Linked DNA regions of Mus musculus: region 1 is linked to region 2. The links are chromatin contacts, found by POLR2A ChIA-PET in ENCODE. All regions are on one chromosome and are shown on one strand. Each heading gives the region's core, a stretch centred on a gene start or an enhancer-like site at or near the end of the contact. The rest is flanking DNA. Distances are from core to core; before and after follow the strand shown.

Evidence for each region. ChIA-PET counts read pairs that join two places held with the same protein, here RNA polymerase II (POLR2A).
Region 1: POLR2A ChIA-PET joins it to region 2 with 10 read pairs in embryonic stem cell. The contact joins the promoter of 1700112N08Rik here to the promoter of Ppp1cc in region 2. POLR2A ChIA-PET finds 5 or more read pairs at or near these places in 4 of 5 experiments (Patski and embryonic stem cell).

The regions. Positions count from the first base shown.
Region 1 is chr5:122,274,004-122,276,703 of GRCm38, reverse strand. It overlaps 1700112N08Rik (a long non-coding RNA gene), which reads right to left and starts at 1,381. Exons shown (of 4, transcript XR_878753.1): 1 at 1,155-1,381; 2 at 79-202.
Region 2 is chr5:122,157,021-122,159,720 of GRCm38, reverse strand. Ppp1cc (protein phosphatase 1 catalytic subunit gamma) reads right to left here and starts at 1,446. Exons shown (of 7, transcript NM_013636.4): 1 at 1,106-1,446. The coding sequence starts at 1,160.

The sequences.
Region 1 (2,700 bases), core at 132-2,631, 120 kb before region 2:
TACCTCAAAGGCTTGGCACTCCTACACCTTCCCCTGCTACCCCAGGCCCAATCAGGGAAGTGGCCACCAGTCACCCACCTGAATTCTCACGTGGCTGGTTGGCTTCCTCACCTGCAGCCCCTGGGCCCCATCATTCTTCTCCAGTCGGGGAAATCCTCCTTTCTCCCCTCTGCGTCCACGCCCTCCAAACAAGGACCTTTAGCTTTTGGAAACAGAGATTCCTGGTTGAATCAGAGCATTAGAACCAATCTCCAACAACCAAGCAAGCATCTGGGGACAAACCTAACTTGGTAAAAGAACCTTGGCGGTCACACAGAACAAGCAACCTGTTTTCCACCTGAGGAAAGTGGGTGAATAGAAAGTCTATGCCACCACACTGTGGAGGTACATGCTTGTAATCCCAAGATTCGAAAGTCAGAGGCAGGTAGATATCTGTGAATCTGAGGCCAGCCTGGTCCACACAGCTCCAGGACAGCCAGGGTTACATAGTGAGACATTGCTTTTTTTGTTTTATGATTTTTTTAAAAATTGAGTGTAGTGGCACACAACTTCAATCTAAGCACTTGGCAGGTAGATCTCATTAGTTCAAGGCCAGCCTAGTCTACAGAGCAAGTTCCAGGATGGTCAAGGCTAGAGAAAACCTAGTCTTGAAAAGAAAAGAATTTTTTTTAATTTAAATTTAAAAAGGGAACAAAATCCGAAAAACTTCTCATAAGAAGCCAATGGGTAGTTGGGTGTTGCTGGTCTGAACTGGAGACCTGGAGAGGGGTCTCCAGGAAGTTAATGACTAGGAAGGAACTAGGTGCCATCCATTCTTGGTAGTTGGTTCACATTGCTTTGCTGGGATGTGGGTGGAAGGTGGGGAGGTCATGTTTTCCCCTCCTGAAACCCATCGCCTCCTCTCAGCTCTCTGAGAATAGAATTTGATTCTCTTGGAGAAAAAGTAATCCACTATGTCTGAGATTTGTGTACTTGGACCAATGTTCCAAGAAGCGACACACTGGAGCTGGAGAGACACCTTATTTGGCAAGCATGAAGACCTTAGTTCGGAGATCCGAACTAAGCACTGACAAGAAAGTTGAGCCCAGTGGTTTGTGCACCTGCAATCCCCCAGCGCAGGGGAGGTAGAAGCAAGAGGACCCCCTGGTGCTTACTTGTGAGCTCCGGGTTCGGTGTGAGATACCATCGGAAAATTAAGGTAGGGATCAATCGAGGAAGATACCTGATGTTAACGTCTGGCTTCTGTACACATACCTATGTATGTGCACGTGCACTAGAACCCGTGCGCGCACACACACACTCAGAAATAAGTCAACTCACGCGCAAAGTGGAGACATGACCCATCTGTGGCCAATCAGCATCCTAGTCTCTTGGTCACAGTCATTGGCTTAAAGAGGAAGGACCTAACTAGTGTCAAACCGATGAAAGCGATTTTGAGATCGTGTAGAGAGTTAAGAAGAGTCAATGCCCAACCAGCGCCCTAGAGCAGGTGGGATGCAGGCTTGGGTCTCCGAGGGCTGCCATCTTGGCTACTTGATTAGAACCAACTGTGACATTCATTGAAGCCCCTTCTAAAATCCTGCGGGCCTCAAGAGAGGATCAATCACATTTTGCTGAGTTCCCCCTTGGACTTAAGCCTCAGGCTTTGACTTGCAAAACAAAGCGGCCCGACAGACACAACACGTGACCAGCTTCCATGGCTACCCTAACAGTGTCAAGAACAAAGTTCCTACCACAAAGGCGGCTGTGTGGGAGGAGCTTCTCTGCTCATTTGCATAGAGAAGTGGGAACAGGTGCCTCTCAGGGCCCCACTGAAGGAAATTTCTGACTTCCTGCTTCAGTCTCTGCTCCAGATACAGCAAGCTCCTGATTGGAGGGCTTGGAAAAGATGCTGGGTGTGTAGCCTGTCTCTTCCACCTTTTTGACCTCGATCTGTCCTGACCTTCAGACACGTGCGTTACGTGGACACCTGTGGATTCCTGGTCCCTGTAGTAACCCAGCCCAGGTCTGGCAAAATCAGTTTGATCCCGAGAGGTTGTTTCTGACCAAGCTGGGTCTCCTTTGAAATTTGAACATCAATGTTAGTGCTTAGATTTCTAGTGTCCTGATTTGGACGTCAATGTTAGCAGTACTGCCACTCCACAAAACCCCTCGTGTTCACTGATGTTTCTCTTTTTGGAGAGCTTCCAGAGGCCGACTTTGGGAGCCTAAAATAACACGTAAAGGTCAGTTGTTGTTTTTTTGTTTTTTTAAAAATACAATCCAGGGGGGTTGGTGGGATGGCTCAGTGGGTAAGAGCGCCCGACTGCTCTTCCGAAGGTCCAGAGTTCAAATCCCAGCAACCACATGGTGGCTCACAACCATCCACAACAAGATCTGACTCCCTCTTCTGGAGTGTCTGAAGACAGCTACAGTGTACTTACATATATTAATAAAATAAATCTTTAAAAAAAAATACAATCCAGGTCTGGGGTTTAAAGGTAATTTAACTGTGAGTTAGGATTCTGGGACTGGGTGGTTTGAGATAGCTAAAATTGTTCTGCTAGGTTTTAACTGGTAACTACCTAAGGACCTAAATTTTTGGATTGAAGAAACCATTCATTCCCACCTCCTCTTCCTACTCTAAACTATGAAAACTGTCCTCAGGTTGTACAGTGGGTCTCCTGGGTGGGTCTAGGTGCTCCCTTCTCTGACCAATAA
Region 2 (2,700 bases), core at 197-2,696:
TTAAAGAGGAGGCAATGCTCTGGGCAGTGGTGGCCCAAGCCTTTAATCCGTGCCCTAGGGAGGCAGAGGCAGGCGGATTTCTGAGTTTGAGGCCAGCCTGCTCTACAGAGTGAGTTCCAGGACAGCCCCAGGACCATACTGAGAAACCCTGTCTTGAAAAACACCCCCCCGCCCCCCGGGGAAATGCCCAGATTTTAAAAAGACACCTTTTCCCTTTTCTGTCAGTGATTTACTTGAAGACATCTACCACCAGAATTGCGCAGCTGTCCACCACTCCAAAAGTATTTTGGGCCAAAGCAAGCTAGTGTCAAGAGCCCAAATCAAGGTTACTGGATCTTCTCCTCTTTAGCTTCAGCGGATGTTGTGGGATCTGTGATTAGCAGGATCCAGACCTATGTCAAATTTGAAATCTCCAAAGTAGGAAACCACACGGCAGAAACCCCCAAGTCGGACAAAAGGAAAGCTGGGTTTTTGTTTTTGAACCTCTCCTCAACCACTGGACATCCTGGGTTCCCACGGGGTGAACAGTTGGAAGGCGGCAGGTTCTCTCTAGGTTCCTAGCTACCCCGGGGTTTGAAACCTGACTTTTAACTGTTAATTCTTGGTCCAGCGAGGTCTTGGGAGTTTCTCTTGCGAAACCCACTTCCAGGATAATAACAACACAGCACCTACCTGGCGGGTGCTCGCTGAACGCGGCAGCGTCCCCCTGTCCTCAGGGACACAACAATCTGATGATCAGAGAGAGCCACACTGTCACCCGGACTGGGTCCGTGTGCGGATGCACGTTCAAGGGGGAAAGAACGCTGGAGGATGGATGGCTTTGAGGGGAGGGTGGAGGGGGTAGGAAAATGCAGGAGACGGACTCTCATCGCACTGGGACGTCGTCCTGCCAAGCCAAGTCCCTCTGATGAGTCCTTGGACTCCAGATGATAAATGTGAAAGCAAGGACAGGGGAGTGATAAAAAATAATGGGGTCCCCAAACCCGGAGGCGCTTGTATGCGCGCCCCAGATCCAAAGCGGCTTCCGAGAAAAGACCGGCCCCTCCACTGGGCCTGATCCCCCACCGGCCGGGCCTGCCCCGCCACCCACCCGCGCGCCGCTCACCTTCCAGCAGCCGTTGGATGATGCTGTCGATGTTGAGTTTGTCGATATCCGCCATCGCCGTCCCGCCGCCGACCCTCCCGCAGCAGCAGCAGCAGCAGCGGCGCCGCCGCCCGCTCGCCCCGGGGTCTCACTCGTCCTCCTTCCTCACGCCACGAGCCCCACGAGCGGTGGTGGCGGCGGCGGCGGTGGCAGCAGCAGCCGCGGCGGGTCCACCCCCCCCAGCCGCCCCGCTCCGCTCCGGGCTTCCTCCTCCTCTCGCCACTGGGAACCACGAGAAGAACAAGATGGCCGCCGACTCCTCAGGCCAGCCTCGGGCGGCGCACGGATGCGCGCGCGGGAGTGCAGCGGCCCGGCCGGGACTTCTTTACGGGCCCATAGAGCGCGCGGGAAGGGGGCGGGGCCGGCGCCGGGAAGGGGCGGGGTTTGAGCGCGTAGGGCGGGGGTGGGGCGGAGCCCGGGCGGAGACGGTTGAGCGCGACTCCGCCACCGCGCGCGGGATCCTTCCGCCAAACGGGCGGGGGAAATAGACCCCCTGTGGCGGGAGAGGGAAGTTGTGAAGTTGGCGCGCGCAAGTTGAAGGTGGACTTTGTCAGTCTGCTGCGCGCTGCGAGGCTCACCAGCTCCTTCCGGCTCTGCTGCTTGGGGACAGAAGTCTGACCGACATGGCGGGGTGGGAGTTCAACACTGAATCACCCCTCGGAGCCAATCTGGGGTGGGGTTGCTTGCCTGTGGAGAATCATAAAGAGGAGGAGGTTGGAACGTTGGGGATTCAAATACTCTGGCACATTGGTGAACAAGAAGAGCTAGATATACGGCTCCGTGGTGAGAATGCTTGTCGAGTATGTGTGAGACCTTGGGTTCAATTCCCAGCACTGGCAAAATTTCATAATACTGCAATAAAGCATCTACGATACAATATTTGGAAAAAAGAAGCCCCCAAGATAAGCCAAAAAAATGTTAATCCACTGTGAGTGGCACATTAAGTAATTTGTGTGAGCTTCTTGTGTGCGCTAATGCTCTTTTACATTTTAGAGAGAGGTTGGGAGAATTCTGTAAGGGTTGCTACTACCTATCTTTTGAATTATCTTTCTTGAACTCAGAAAGTTATATAATAATTTAAGAGATTTCCCCTGTATTTAGCCGGAGCTGGGTTGAATGAGCGTGCCGGAGCAGATAAAATGGGAATTTGCACATTTCCTGGGAGGTTGCTGTGCGTGCGCTCTGGGCCTCAGCGCATTCATCTGCTGCTTGCCTCTAGCTTCCTTGACTCCCCAGGGGCACCCCTTCACCTGAGGGGTCCCCAACTCTGCTGCCTCGCAGGCTAGCTGCCTATGGAAGAAAAATGCACACCCATCTGACCCATTTATCTCTTCCCAGTAGCACGCCAGAAAATTTACAAAATGTTCTCCCCCAGCCCCACCTCCAGTTCATGTTTCTCAAAGCAAGAGGGATGGATCTGAGGATTCCTTTCCATGAATGCCTTGCAAGGTTGTCTCCCCATAGAGAGACTCATTTTCTACAAGCTCTGTCTTCCCGTGGCCCCGCAGCATGGTGTGTGATGCACCCATCTAGATCTGAGCCCTTTTCCTGATGCT